2 separate regions of the Homo sapiens genome follow, and region 2 is linked to region 1. Evidence: read pairs that join two places in POLR2A ChIA-PET (ENCODE). Cell type or tissue: B cell. All regions are shown on one strand. Each heading gives the region's core, and the rest is flanking DNA. Links, peaks and the distances in the headings are about the cores only.

Region 1 (7,727 bases), core at 1,086-6,085:
TGTGTGGAGCTGGTGAAATTCTCCTGGTGTCTGTATGGTGTTGATGCACTGGCTCTCTGCAGAGGTGTGGGTGTTCCTGGCTCATGACCCTGAAGTGCTGCCAGCTCGAGTCTCCCTGGCACCTTTTCCCCGATACACCCAAGTTGCCCCCTGAGCACCTTCAGGAAGCCATTTAGGGAGCAGTAAGGGTCTTTCTCATGTCCTGATACCATACATGAAGAACGCTTCTCTTTGAGAAAGGGTGCAGCATTGTTGCATTAGAGGATTCCTTATCACAGTACCAGGCATGTCTTCACTTCACAAAAGGATTTGTGGCAGGGCCACAGAGCTTTCTAAACTGCTCATAAAATATTGTTTGATTTACAGAGTTTGCTTGAATTCGATAGGAAATCGTCTGCTAGATATAATGAGATGCTTCTGATAACTGTCCGTCTTCATGTTCTTTTACTTTAGGAATTCAAAGTCTTGCCTGCAGCATGAACCCCTAGTGGCTCTGAGAGACACAGAGGCGTGGAATAGAGGGTAGTGTATGCTCAGTGTCCTGAGTTGCAGACATTGGAGTCCCCTCTGATGGTTGGGGTGTGGGGCTGTGGTTTTCAGGTACCTTACAGGATTTCCAGGACAGACAGAAACCAGCACAGACACCCAGGACCAACACAGTGAGGGTAACACAGCCAGGACCCACTTACAGCCATACCCTGGGGCTCTTCCCATGGAAGTGCTGTTGACGCTGCCATCTGGGGCCCCCACCTTAGGCTTGCCAGAAGTTCTGATCTCCCCAGGTGTTACTTCCACCTCCAGGTTTCCCATGAGTGCTTCCACTTAGCAGAACCTAGGCCCCCTGTGGGAGCCTGGAAAATGTAGTTTTTAACAGTTACCTGGGTATCATGAGCTAGTCTATGGTCTCTGCCACAGTGGTTCACCAAAAGATCTGCCTGTCCCCAAACTGAACCTGGGGAGACTGAAGAACCCCAGATCAGGGAGAACTCAAGCCCCTGATCCAAGCCTGGCCGAGGAGGGAGCCCTCAGGGAACCACGGGTCGCTAAGAAGCTTAGAAGGTGCCTTCCTTCCCCATAGGTGTGCTCCTGTTAAGGACAAGACAGTGTCTAGTGAGACTGCATAGATGTCCAAACGGATTTCCAAAGCCCAGGAGCTCTGGATTCAGTCAGGCCTAACTTAAAACCTCCTTTGTGGTCCCCCAGACTTAACAGAAACAGGGCCCTTGAGGCTCTGGCCTTGGCGTTCCTCTCCAGCCCTCTCTCAGCACAGCTCCTCTCTCAGCCCTAGCAAGCTACCCATAGTTCCTTAATGCATCAGGCTCTCCTCACCTTTGGGGATACTCAGCCCTCCCTCCAGGCAGCTTTCTCAGTGCCCCCCAGCACCTGTTCCCCCACCCCCAGCTCCACTAAGAGCCCCTTCCTGTCTCAGGGCTTATAATATACATTTTAACTTATTTTTCACTTGTGGGTGTGGATTGCATCTTAATCCTCAAGGTATCTGCAGCACTGTGCACAGAAAGTAGTGGTCACTCTGGTTTTATGTGTTGGGTGAGTAGAAGCAAGGTTTCTGAAACTTTCGAGAATTGCTATGTTTATGAATATAGTGCTCACGTTCTCTCTCTCTCTCTGTCTCTCTCTCTATATATATCTATATATAGATATATATAGATTAGATATATAGATATATATAATTAGATATATAGATATATACACAGATATAGATATAGATATAGATATATATTGCCCCAACAAAGGACAGCCGGACTGCTTCAGCAGAAGCAAGTGCATCTCTCAGGGTCCCTCAGCCTGGCACCTCATCCTTGAGGGCACCTCCATAAAAGGATGGAGTTGGATGGTTGGCCATAAGGAAGGCCCAGAAGGTGCTAACACGGATGAGCTGACATGGACCTCAGGGTCCTGCTTCTCTCCAAGTGACTCTGTCCCACCCACAGTGAAAGTCAAAGTTGCTAAGCCTGAAGTGACAAAAGAGGGCGTCGAGCTGCACCCAGATGCAAGTGCTAAGCCCCAGCGAGGCCCCTCCCACCCACTAGCCAGGTGACTCCCCCCGCATTAGCCTCGCAGCCTGTGCAGTTCTCTCCGATCACGAGTGCTCTGCACCTACAGAGCCGCTTACAAATACTTGCACCCTGAATGTTAAGCCCAAGGATGCCAAGGGCCTTTAGATAAGGTCACACTGGCTTCTGCAGTCTTTGCTCGAGCCCTGTTGGAATTCCCTGGCTTTTGGCTGACAGGTTTATCTAGTCCTCTACCAACTCAGGTTGTCTGAACATCTCCAAACCAGCAGCATGTGAGCAACATGTAAGTCACACAGCCCCATATTGAGCAGGACATATTCAGATTGCATCTAGCCTAGAGTAAGAAGAGGGCATTTTTGGTTGGGTGCGGTGGCTCACACCTGTAATCCCAGCACTTTGGGAGGCCGAGGCGGGCGAATCATGAGGTCAGGAGTTTGAGACCAGCCTGGCCGACATGATGAAACCCCGTCTCTACTAAAATACAAAAAATTAGCCGGACGTACTGGCAGGCGCCTGAAATCACAGCTACTCGGGAGGCTGAGGCAGGAGAATCTCTTGAGCCCGGGAGGTGGAGGTTGCAGTGAGCCGAGATCTCGCCATTGCATTCCAGCCTGGGCAACAGAATGAGACTCCGTCTCAGAAAAAAAAAAAAAAAAAAAAGTTGGCGGGGGGGCATTTTTCCCAAGCTCGGTTCTGTAGAGAGTGGGATGCTCTATCCTGTCCCTGGAGCCCCTCTCTGTGTCTAGGGTGGACTGAAGCCCCTGCCTGCATCCTCTCCGCCACCACCCACCCGCACTCATCCACACACAATCTACTCCTTATTGCCAGGCCCTTCTGAAGCCCAGCATGGCCATCTCTAATCAGGTGCATGTGTTAGGAAGCTGTCAGGACTTACTGGCATGCATTGAATAAAGACTGGGTATGGGTTGTGCCCACGCCTTTCAAATAACACAGCTGTTGATCCCAGAGTCCCACTAATCATTACCAGGGATAGATTGCACGGCCACTTCTGCTTGGGGTGGCCCTGAGCTAATTCATTAAAGGGTATGTGAAGTGGAAGATAGTTAAGGTAAAGGTAATGCCAGACCAAAAATGAGTTCCGTAGTAAGGAGCACTCTTCAGCTCAAATATAGTCTTTTAAAGCTGGAAGGAACTTGGAGACTGTCGGCTTCCACTTTTTTTTTTTTTTTTTTAAGCTGAAGAAGCCATTCTTCCAGTATCAGTTTACATAGAATTCCAATAAATAAAACAGCTAAACAGAGAGCTCTTCTGGAGAATCAGGAATGGGCACAAGTAGCCCATTCATCCCCACTCCTGCCATCCACCTCCTTTGGTGCCTCCATTAGGAAAACCACAGCCCTTACCCATCCTTGCTGTCGTGTACCCATGGGCACCGGCGGCCAGGGAGGCAGTGTGGTGCTTGGGAACGAGCTGGCAGGCAGAAGCCTCAGTCCTGGGAAATGAACTAGCCTTACTGACCCCAGCTTCACTCCTCCGTAAAAGGACTATAATGTCCACCTCAGGGAGATGAATGAAATAGTAAATGAAATATTATATGTGAAAGCTGTAGTAGATATTCATTAAGCATTAGTTTCACTTCCATTTTTGTCCAGTCACAGAGCTTTTTTTTTTTTTTTTTTTTTTTTGGAGACAGAGTCTCTCTCAGTTGCTCAGGCTGGAGTGCACTGGCGGGGTCTCGGCTCACTGCAAGCTCCGCCTCCTGGGTTCACGCCATTCTCCTGCCACAGCCTCCTGAGTAGCTGGGATTACAGGTGCCCGCCACTACACCCGGCTAATTTTTTTGTATTTTTAGTAGAGACGGGGTTTCACCATGCTAGCCAGGATGGTCTCGATCTCCTGACCTCGTGATCTGCCTGTCTCAGCCTCCCAAAGTACTGGGATTACAGGCGTGAGCCACCGCACCCGGCCTTCTTTTTCTTTCTTTTTGAGAAAGGTCTCACTGTATTGCCCAGGCTGGAGTGCAGTAGTGCAATCTCAGCTCACTGCAGCCTTGACCTCCCAGGCTCAAGCGATCCTCCTACCTCAGCTTCCTGCGTAGCTGGGATGACAGGCATGCACCACCACGCCCAGCTAATTTTTGTATTTTTTGTAGAGTCGGGTTTCACCATGCTGCCCAGGCTGGTCTCAAAATCCTGGGCTCAAGCCATCCTCCCACCTCGGCCTTCTAAAGTGCTGGGATTACAGGTGTGAGCCACCGTGCCCGGCCATCACAGAGCTATTATGTTGCTCTTTCTAGATCTACTTGAACTTAGCAGTTCCCAGTCAGGTTCACAGTGAGTTTGTCAGTGGTGCAATTCTACAAATAATGGATTCACCTTGAGATCTGCTTTTATTCAGTCTTTTTTTCCTCAATAGTACATGTTTCTTAAAGACTATTTGAAAAATGTATAAAAGTAAAAGGAAGATAACAATTATTGAGCCTCACCTCCTAAACAAAGCCACCATTTACATTTTGGTCTATTTCCTTCCAGTCTTTTTTTTTTTTCTTAATGCATACACTTTATGGAACGTGAGGAGACCATTGTTTTGCTTTGATCTTTCTTGCTAAATCCTACCTTTCAAAACAAGCCCATTACAGAGAAGAGGAACAGATGTTGCCCAGCTTTTTCACTGTAACTGTAACATCAAACCTTCCCATAGCTGTAAACACTCTTCTCAGATGAAGCTTGTAAATTATGCCATTTTCTGGGAAGAGTCCCAGCCTTAAACCAGCTCCTTTTTCCTCAACTAACACTTGCCAAGGCCAGCCTGAATCTTTCTGCCTTTTATCCACATTAGTCACGGCCTTCTCTTTTCTAGTGTGGATTTGTGGTTTGGCTTGGTGACCCTCAGCTCACAAAATGAGTTGCAAGCAACTTTCTCAACTTTCCTAAATAGGCAGACCCCACTTAGTAAACAGCTTGTCCAACACTTCTATCCAAGACCACTTCTCTTCCCCTCGCTTTCCAGCCCCCATTGTGGGCTACTGTGCCACCGCCATAGGGCCAGGAGTGGGAAACCTGGGCCCTGCAAAGGAATTTATGGATTTACATGTAGAGAGAGGGAAGGAATTGTGAAAAACAGGAATAGCTTAGGGGAAAGGGTCCTGGAGTCCTAAGAAGGAAAGGGAAGTTCAGAGAAGAAGGTGAAATAATACAAACTTGACCTTTAAAGTGTTACTCAGCTGGGCACAGTGGCTCATGCCTGTAATCCCAGTACTTTGGGAGACCGAGGTGGGCGGATCACAAGGTCAGGAGTTCAAGACCAGCCTGGCCAACATAGTGACACCCCATCTCTACTAAAATTACAAAAATTAGCCGGGCATGGTGGCATGTGCCCGTAGTCCCAGCTACTCGGGAGGCTGAGGCAGGAGAATTGCTTGAACCTGAGAAGTGGAGGTTGCAGTGAGCCAAGATCGTGCCATTGCACTCCAGCTTGGGCAACAGAGTGAGACTTCATCTCAAAAAAAAAAAAAAAAAGTTCCTGAGGGTCAAGCCTGGACCAGGAAACCAAGAGGAGAGACTCAACTTCCTCCTATTTTTTTACCCTCATACACCCTCTGACCTTTTGCTTCTATGACCCGAGCTCTTGTTTTTGCTTTTGGGCTGATTCAGTTACATTATAGGCTCAGAGAGCCTTGGGTAGGCTAATCTCCACTTACTGCATCAATGAAAAATGCATTCTGAGTTCCAACTTGCCAGCCCAGGAGCTTCTAGAGCACGACCCACTGGTGAGTGAGAGACTGCAGGTGTTGTATGGAGAACTAGTCCTAGAATTGTCCCTATGCATAAGGGAACCGACACCAGCCACCAAGTGCTCTTTACTTCCTGAGATCTGGATGTGGGTTGGTATTTCTGTACACATGGATCCGACCAGAAGAAAGTAGGAGAGAACCTAGTAAACTTGAGATTGGAGGTTATGTGAAATCACCAAACTAGATGATTCCAGCAAAAAGAGTTTCTGTGATGTGTGTGTAGGTTCACACCCCTTAAGATAACCATACTTGACTGTATGATAGTCGCAGGAGTCACTTACTTACTACAGATGCATCAGAGACCATGTGATGAAGAAGATGGCTTCCCAGTGGAGTTGCAAGGTGCCTCTGGGGGGTGTGTTTTTAAATTGTCAACAGCTTCCACATGGTGTTTATATCCTTAACTTTTGGCATTGGGGGCATTCAGATGAGGTCATCCGCTTGGGTCCATTTCCTGAGTGTTGATCATTTTGCGACACAGAGAACAGCGTCTTCTATTCTTAGAGCCTTCAAGCCTAAATGCTCCCTGCCTGGCTCCAGGCCCATGCCCCCTTCCTCCCCACCCACTTTCCCCAGAAAATTTTTGTTGTGGAAAATTACACATTCACAAATTGTGTTTCTTTCCTCACACCAAGCATATTCCCACACAGAGACAGATTCTGGAATGATCTCATGGATGACTCATGCCATTATCTGGCTGTTTATAGGAGCTGCCTTTAGACAAAGATTTGGTCATAAGCTACGTTAAGACCCCTTCATTGTCTGCCAGTTGCCCTTGCAGGGGATGGCTTATGGCTTATCGATGGAGTCCTGAGTGGGAGTGGGAAGGGACTTCTAGACTAAAAGCTGCTTTTGACTTCACTTTTGTCCATCAACTGTGGACCCTGTTCCATTGTCTCTGAACTCTGGAGGCACCTTCTGCTTGATGTCAGCAAGCAGGCCTGGTCCAAGATGGCAGCTGCACTGTATCGGAAGGGCAACAAACGGGACTCTTAAGCTAAGGGGAAGACTTGTGTCGTCGACTTCCGGCCCATGTGTAATCTCTTAATTAAAATTTAGCTCACAAGTGGTATTTCCTTTCGTAATCCAGCTTTCAGGCTTTGCTTTAGGTGCAGGAAATCTCTCACTCCTTATTCTCTTTGAAGGGTCTGGAAATCCTGTTAATATTTAATTGGCTTTTAAATTATTGACACATCAAAGTGTTCAACCTATTGTTGTCCTTTGAAGAGCTAGCGCCTAGTGGAGCTCCTGGCAGGTGTTCCAAGTTCTTGGGCTTAGAGCACCATTAGAGAAAGGATGGTGGAGAGAAGTCAGGACCACTCCATTTTGGAAGCAGAAAGCCTTGGAACCTAGTTAATTGGATCACACTTTTTCCATCTAGTTTCCAGGTGTTAGATATTTAAGTCTTGTCTTTTTTTAAGAGAGTAATATTAATTAGTTCATTGATCATGCTCCCTGAGGAAAGGGCCATAGCTTGAACTTCTTGTTATCTAATAGGGAATCTTGTTTTCCTGTCAGAATCTGTTTCATGCATTATGGCTCAGTGAGCAGCTGGCTGGGCCTCTGCCAGGGAGCCACAGAAGAGGAAACTAAAAATCATTTTGCCTTTTACAAAAGATGAAGTCCAGAGTCGGCCGTTTTATGATTAATAATGACCTAGGTATTCCCCTTTGGCCCCAAGATAGCTAGATTAGCCACCTGCTTTGATCAGGTGACTCCACAGCTGTGCATGTGTGCTTTGTGCTGAAGAAGCCAAAACTAAGACAGGGGTCCAGGGGTTTCTAACAGTGAAATTACAGGCATTCAAGGAGAGCTACATTAAATTAATTTTGGTGCCATCCTATGAAGGATGAGTTTACACTCCCAAAATGAACCAGCCTGTTTTTCTGCTCATTGCTTAACGGTATAACTGCTGCTTGGCTGTCTCCCCAAATGTG
Region 2 (7,727 bases), core at 1,827-6,826, 53 kb before region 1:
GCAGTTTCTGTGATGCGCGTGATTTCTCTGCTGAAGGTTGTAACAGAGGAGGAAGGGTGGCATTTCCCCCGTTTTATAGCAAAACAAGCAAGGAGTGGAAGCCAGCTCTGAACAACTTAACCAGGATGAGGGGAAGCTGGAAATAGCAACCGGATCACTCACTCACTGCCTTGTGCTTCATTCACTTGATAAAACTAATCTCAAGATCATCATCAGCGGAAATTATTTCCCCTAATCTCCTGGGAGTGTGCTTTAATATTTTTATGTTTGCTTAATGGTTATTTCAATTCTGCATCTTTTTTTATTAAATTTAAAAAAAAAATGAAAACTTTCCAGGCTGCTTTGGGAGACTTCCTGGATTTTTCCTCATGTGGCTGGAGGAACTCGGCCCCTCACGCTCTTCACCTCCCCCAGTGGAGAATGATCAGGCTCCCTAGGGTCCAGCTACAGGCCAGTTTTTTCAAAAGCTGTTTGGAAATTCAAGGTCTGTTTCACCACATGCCTCTTTTTGCAGTTTCATTAGCTCATTCAAAATATACTGTAAAAGGCTAACAAGATGTCATCCATATGGAAATCATATTAGTTAGATTCTGTTGCTTCTAATTTCTGTGGTGTTGATTAGGTGCTAATTATTTTGGGGGATTGGGGGGAGTACCTTGTGCTTTGGTTTGTTCAGACATTCAGCAGCATTTACTGTGCACCTAATATGAGTTACAGCCCTGGACCTAGGGAGCTCTAAATCAAGAGGGAGAGCCAGACAAGAAAATCCACCTGACAGTACCAGGCTGCAACAGAGTGAAGCCCGGGAGGCCATGGGAGCAAGGAGGGGTCTGTGAGCAGGGAGGGGTGGGTGGGAAGCGGTGGTTCCAAGCCAGGCTTGCTGCAGGTCGTTGGGGGCCTCGGCAGGTAGCTCTGCCTCATTGGAGGGAAGGGGCAGATGTTTGGGGGAGGGGCCCTAGATTGGCATGGAAGGAGACAGGGCATGCAGGCGCTCGCGCCCTTCGGTTCATGCACACGCTTAAATGCAGCAGTCAGGTTGCTGTAACTCCATGGAGCTGAGCTGACGGCTCTCAAGGTGATGCCAGCAGCTGTGTGGGCAGGACTGGTGGGAACTCCCGGGACTGACCCTACTCCTTTCATGCTGGAGGCCCCTCAGGGCGATCTGAGGGCAACTCCAACCCCAGGGCAGCTGATGGGGTGGACACTAGTTTGCCCTTTCAGAGTAGGGAAAAAGCAGGTGTGGAATTTGCACACCCATGTTCATGGCAACCTTAGTCACAATAGCCAAAAGGTGGGAGCAGTCTAAAGTATTCACTGAGGAATGAATGGATACACGAAAATGACGTATACACCCTTAACGGAGTATGATTTAGCCTTAAAAAGGAAAGAAATTCTGACACATGCAGCAACGCAGATGAACCTTGGAAACCTGCTGAGTGAAACAAGCCAGTAACAGGACAAACAGTGTGTGCCTCCACTTCTGTGAGTGGAATCTGCTCGAATAGTCAAATTCATAGAGACAGAAAGTAGAATAATGGCTGCTGGGGGTGAGGGCAGGGGAAAATGGGGAGTATTCTTCACTAGGTGCAGAGTTTCAGCCTGGGATGATGAAGTCGTCTGGAGGTGGATAATGGTGATGGCTGTCCAACAATGTAAATGCAGTCAATGCCACTAAGTTGTATACTCTTAAAATGGTAGATTTATGCTATGTATCTTTTACCATTTTAATAAAAAACAAAAACAGGGCATGGAGCAAAGCTGCGTCCCAGGCTAGGGTGGACGTGGAGCCTGGCAGAAGGGTCCTGCGGCCATTCCACTTCCTTCCCTCCGGAGCTACTCAGGCCTGTTAAGCTCCTCGCTCCATGTCCCTGCTGATGAGGCCCTGGGTGCTGGAGAAGAGCAATCAGACCTGTGTGAGTGCCCATTTGTACTAATAGGGAACCTTGCAGAATTCTTCTAAGTGTCAGAGGCATTTGAGCCAGAGCAGCTCCTTCTTAAATAGGAGCTGGGTAAAATGAGGCTGAGACCTACTGGGCTGCATTCCCAGATGGTTAAGGCATTCTAAATCACAGGACGAGGTAGGAGGTCAGCACAAGACACAGGTCAGAAAGACCTTGCTGATAAAACAGGTTACAGTAAAAAAGTCGGCTAAATCCCACCAAAACCAAAATGGCCACTAGAGTGACCTCTGGTCATCCTCACTGCTACACTCCCACCAGCGCCATGACAGTTTACAGATGCCGTGGCAACGTCAGGAAGTTACCCTATATGGTCTAAAAGGGGAGGCATGAATAATCCACCCCTTGTTTAGCATATCATCAAGAAATAACCATAAAAATGGGCAACCAGCAGCCCTCAGGGCTGCTCTGTGTAGGGAGTAGTCATTCTTTTGTTTCTTTACTTTCTTAATAAACTTGTTTTCACTTTCTGGAATCACCCCGAATTCTTTCTTGCACGAGATCCAAGAACCCTCTGTTGGGGTCTGGATCAGGACTCTTTTCCAGTAATGTAAGTATGCATGATATGTTATGTCCACTAGGTCCCAGCCACCTGAAGACCCGCTATTATGGTTAAACATATGACATGAAACACCAGACATTTCACAGAGAAGTGCCTGGTCTGTCAGCAAAGCAGTTATTTCTTATGTTAATGGTGCCAAGAGGGAAGCCCCTTCCCCCAGCTCAACCAAGGCATTAAACCCAAGTCATTCCTCCCCAGTGGGTAAAACTTTATTTCTTTGGCAAGATAACTTTCATTTGAAAATAAACTTTGAAGCTGTTTGAAGCTAAAAGAGCTTGCTTTCTAACACAGCAGCAGAAACGGTGAAAGAGCCTCACTTCCTTTGAAACAAGCTTCTGGAGACCTCATCAGAATTTGAAAGGCTGTGGGATAGGTGCCCTGTTGCTTGGGATGAGGGGTCTGAAGTGGTGTGTGTGAGCTGCTGAGGCTCTCCTGAGGTTCCTTTGAAAACCTCGTGTTTCCCGTAATTGGAGTCCGCCACTGTGTGGGGTCATGGGCAGCCGGAGGGCAGGTGGCTCATGCTTGCCTGGACTTGGTGGGAGCTGTAGCCGCGTGGGAGGGGGTAGGATTGCCCAGCAATGCCCTATCCCTCTCAGCTCCCCCTGCTCTGGAAGGGCAGAGATGCCAGACTGCTGTCCTTCTAAGAGCGGGACCTCAGAATGTCTAGCAGAGACGTTGTTATCCATATCTTCCATCCCCCGGCCATGTGGATGTACATATTGTGTTGGAACCTCAGTTTCTCCATCTGCAAAAGGAGTCAGCATAGTACTCATGTACAAGGGTGTTGTGAGAATGCCAAGATGTTTGTAAAGCCCTTAGCAGAGTGCATGGCGCAAATTGTTCCCAAAAGGAAATATAAACATGTAACAAGGGCCTGCCTGTTTTTGACGTGGCCTGTTGTCCTTCCTAAGAGCCTTCGTGCTGTGCGAAGGAATGTCTGACCACACACAGAACAGAGTCCCCTTCCATCCACACCTGCCCTCTGGCTTCTGGAGGGTTTGGTAGCAGGGTTGCTTCTGAGCTTGACGTGTTTCTGGGTTCCAAGACCACACACCCTAGCCATCTCCAGCAGCGTGTGCATGGGCGTTGGGTCCATTTATGCCCCTTATGCTTTTTATTGGTCTCATAGCAGAAGCCAGACTGCTGGGGTTTTATGAACCCAGGAAAATGGGCTCTTGATGACTATGAGGCATTACATCTCAGAGCCAATTTCATAGTCGCAGTTCAGCCTCAGAATGAGCTTTTCACCTCCTGATTCTTGACAGCTTCAGCTTCAAAGGGCGTTGTGAAAGTCTGCTTTGGAAAGAATAGGTTAAGACTGACTTCCCACAGTGTTGGCTGCAAAGAAGGTTGAGGGTTGTTTTTTTGTTGTTTTTGTTTTTGTTTTTGAGACAGAGGCTTGCTCTATCTCCCAGGCTGGAGTGCAGTAGTGCAATCTTGGCTCACTGCAACCTCCGCCTCCCAGGCTCCAGCGATTCTGGTGCCTCAGCCTCCCGAGTAGCTGGGACTACAGGCGTCCGCCACCACACTTGGCTAATTTTTTGTATTGTTAGTAGAGATAGCATTTCACTGTGTTGGCCAGGCTGGTCTCGAACTCCTGACCTCATGATCCGCCTGCCTCGGCCTTCCAAAGTGTTGGGATTGTAGGCGTGAGCCACTGCGCCCGGCCTGTTCTTTCCTTTAGAGATTAAGTTATTGGGGAGGGAGTGCTAATGGGTTTCATTAACGTGATCTGTAGATCCAGGCCACATCTCCTTCATGGCCCTATCCTGGGTGGGAGTCCTCCATTCTTGTTCCCGTAACACCAGTCAGTGCGCCTTTGTTTTATAATGAACTCTTAGTGTGTCTCCTCACCGGATTGTTCTTAAAGGCAAGGCTTTTGCTCTAGTCATCCTGGATTCCACGGTGCCTTGTAGTGGGTGCTTAGCAAATGAAGGGTGGATGACTGAATGCATCAATGAGTGAGTTTATAATGTGACGAGCTCTGTCCCAGAGTGATGGAGGATAAGGAGGGGCCATGTGCCTTGAGCCTTGCCATGGTCTGCACCATTCTCATCAGCCCTGCTTATCCTTAGCCATGCCTCATGTCTTGGTAAAGCTTTACAAAGTCTGTTTTGTAACACTTTTTTTCTTTTTGATAAAGTGGTGGTATTTCTCCTTGAGATCTTTAGGAATCTGCCTGTTTTTCAGAGCAGGACCTCTTCTCTTCTTTCATGTTGCTTTGACTGTTGTCTCTCTTTTTCCAAGACCCCTGCCACCCTCTGATAACCCTCGCATCTAACGGAGCCACAGAGTCCACAGCTGCTCATAGGTCACTCACCCACGACTTGCGTCCTTAGAGGAACTCTGCTTCCCCGTGACCCCATCAGCCTCACATCCCTGCCAAACCAGGCAGCTCAGAGCTTGCCTGCATTCCGAGCTCTGGCCTGTGAGTGTTGACCAAAGGGTTAACCTTTCTGAGCTACCATGAGCCACCTAGAACAGGGACCAAGCCTTATGTTTCTTTTTTCGGTTTTATTTGAGACAGAGTCTCACCCAGGCTGAGGTGTAATGGCATGATCACAGCTCACCACAGCCTCGACCTCACGGGCTCAAGTGATTCTCCCACATCAGCCTCCTGAGTTGCTGGGACTACAGGCATGTGCCACCACACCTGGCTAACTTTTTGTGTATTTTTTGTAGAGGTGGGATTTTGCCATGTTGCCCAGGCTGGAACATTTTCTTTTACTTCTTTGTATCTGTGACACCTAGGACTGAATACTCATATGTAGGTAATGATAGTGACAGTGATGACAATGACATCTTAACACGGTAGAGACAGAGTTGGATCTGAACCCTGCCCTCCCTGTTCCTGTCGTTACCTCTGCTAACCCATCCTCCATCCTTTGCATTCTCACAGTGGATTCTAATCTTTTCTTGGGATCATACACTCTGTTTTAGATAAGAGGGGAAATGGACACTTACACACACCTTGCATCTGATTTTAGAAGGTCCACAGATCCCCAAGAGGTCGAGAGATCCCAGTTGAAGGATCTTGCTCTAAAGAAGGACACCATTAAACACCCTTAGGAAAATCAGTGGTAGTCAATTGCATTTATTTTACCCAGTCACTTTCTGAAAACTTTGGTTGAAAACCATGTCTCCCCTACCCTCCCTAGTTGTTAAGAATATATTATTTTCCACAGTAACCAAAGCTTTGGTATAAAGGGTCCATTCAGACCTCTGACATAGACTTTTTTGAAGAGTCCAATAGCAGTGGAATCCACATTGCATCCAAGTGAATATTCACGTGGCTTTAAGCACAGCTCTCATGCTGCAAATTCACTTTGGAAAGCCTTCCTGAACAGCCTGGTAATTAGAACTGTGGTGGCTAATTAAGAATACGGTGAGGCAGATGCACTAATAATATATTTCCAAGCGAGCTGTTAAAAAATTAAACTTCCTCTGCTAAGGCCGATGGAAGCACCTCGGATTGGGGTATTGTCTTCCCGTTTGGATAACTGAAGTGCTTGTGAGTTCTCCTGAAAACTGGATCAGGCTTTTTAAAAGGGAGCAATTTGCAAGGATGTCTTACGCCAAAGGTTAGGGAGATGGGAGGTTATGGAAATGGAAGTCTCAGAGCTCCAAACGGCACCTTGATGTGTGCAGTAAGGAGGTTTCCTTTTTGGAGAGATGGAGAGAGAGGGTGGATGAAATGTGGCTGTCAGCAGGTGCTGAGTGACACGCGGCTCTGATGGGTGGCTGGGGATGGAGCACCAGGTAGCCTGTGCTGGAGCATCTGTCGATGTGCTGAGCGGGCCCTGCTCTGGGAGGGTTTGCCCAGGTCTCTGCCTTCAAGCCTAACCTGCTGCCTGCTGCGCACAGACACCTGCGGGACCTCTGTAACCCACATTTGAAAGGAAAGGGAATGGCTCTGAAATGACAGTGTCTGGTCCCCAGTTCTTGCCCTCCCAACCATCCAGCTCTTCCCTGGACATGTCTGAACCTCTCCAAAGCTTCAGTAAAAGGAAATTGAACCAGATCCATAGTTTTCAAATTGTATTATCTGGAGCTCTAAGGATCTTAGCAAGGGCTTAGCAGGTCTAAAAACAGTTCTAATCTGTTGTATATTTTGGGATTTGGTGCTTCATTATTACTGTATATTTTTTCCCAACATATGTTTTTCTACATATGTAAACTTTATATATCATATAAATATTTTAACAGCTTTACTAAGATATAATTTGCATACCAACCATTTAAAGTTACTATTTTGGCTGGGCGCAGTGGCTCATGCCTGTAATTCCAGCATTCTGGGAGGTCGAGGTGGGTGGATCGCTTGCGCTCAAGAGTTCAAGACTGTCCTGGGCAACATGTCAAAACCTGTCTTTACAGAAAATACAAAAATTAGCCGGGTGTGATATGGCATGTGCCTGTAGTCCCAGCTATTGGGAGGCCAAGGTGGGAGGATCGCCTGAACCCAGGAGTCAGAGGTTGCAGTGAGCTGAGATCGCACCACTGCACTCCAGCCTGGGTAATAGAGTGAGATTCTGTCTCGAAAAATAAAAATAAAAAATAAAGTTATTGTTCAGTGGTTTTTAGTACATTCACAAGCTTGTGCAGTTGTCACCACTATCTAATTTTAGAACATTTTCCTCACCCTCAAAAAGAAATCCCATGGTTATTAGCAGTCTCTTCCCATTCCTCCCCCTCTCGGATCCCAGCTTCTGGCAACCACGAATCTATTTTCTCTCTCTATAGACTTGCCTACTCTGGACATTTCATATAAGTAGAATCATACACGACGTGGTCTCTGGTAACTGGCTCCTTTGGCTTAACATAATGTTTTCAAGGTTCATGTTGTAGCATGTATCAGTACTTCGTTCCTTCTCATGGCAGAATAATACTGCATTTCATTCATTCATCACATTTGGGTTTTCACATTTTTGACTATTGTGAACAGTGCTGCTGTGAACATTGTATATGTCTTTGTGTGGATGTATCTTGGCATCTTTCTTTGATTATATTTAGGAGTGGGATTGTTGGTCATATGGGGTGACTCTGTGTTTAAAACTTTTTTTTTTGAGACAGAGTCTCGCTGTGTCGCCCAGGCTGGAGTGCAGTGGCACGATCTCAGTTCACTGCAAGCTCCACCTCCCGGGTTCACGCCATTCTCCTGCCTCAGCCTCCCGAGTAGCTGGGACTACAGGCACCCACCACCACACCCG

What was found. Peaks named below come from ENCODE experiments on the same cell type or tissue, not always from the same donor. Only the 100,000 strongest peaks of a DNase experiment are listed, where the experiment ranks them.
Region 2: POLR2A ChIA-PET joins it to region 1 with 6 read pairs; 6 of 35 experiments call an interaction of 5 or more read pairs at or near these places.

What each region holds. Positions count from the first base shown.
Region 1 is chr18:23,220,904-23,228,630 of GRCh38, forward strand. The region is part of intron 4 of CABLES1 (Cdk5 and Abl enzyme substrate 1); the gene reads left to right. Among named protein-coding and RNA genes, the nearest start is that of CABLES1, 89 kb to the left of the region's middle. RefSeq lists an enhancer at 5,750-5,849. In B cell, for the core only: no CTCF peak of the experiment used is centred there; DNase peaks (open chromatin) are centred at 3,626 and 5,782.
Region 2 is chr18:23,166,907-23,174,633 of GRCh38, forward strand. All of the region lies in intron 1 of CABLES1 (Cdk5 and Abl enzyme substrate 1), which reads left to right. Among named protein-coding and RNA genes, the nearest start is that of CABLES1, 35 kb to the left of the region's middle. RefSeq lists an enhancer at 2,355-3,288. In B cell, for the core only: no CTCF peak of the experiment used is centred there; no DNase peak of the experiment used is centred there.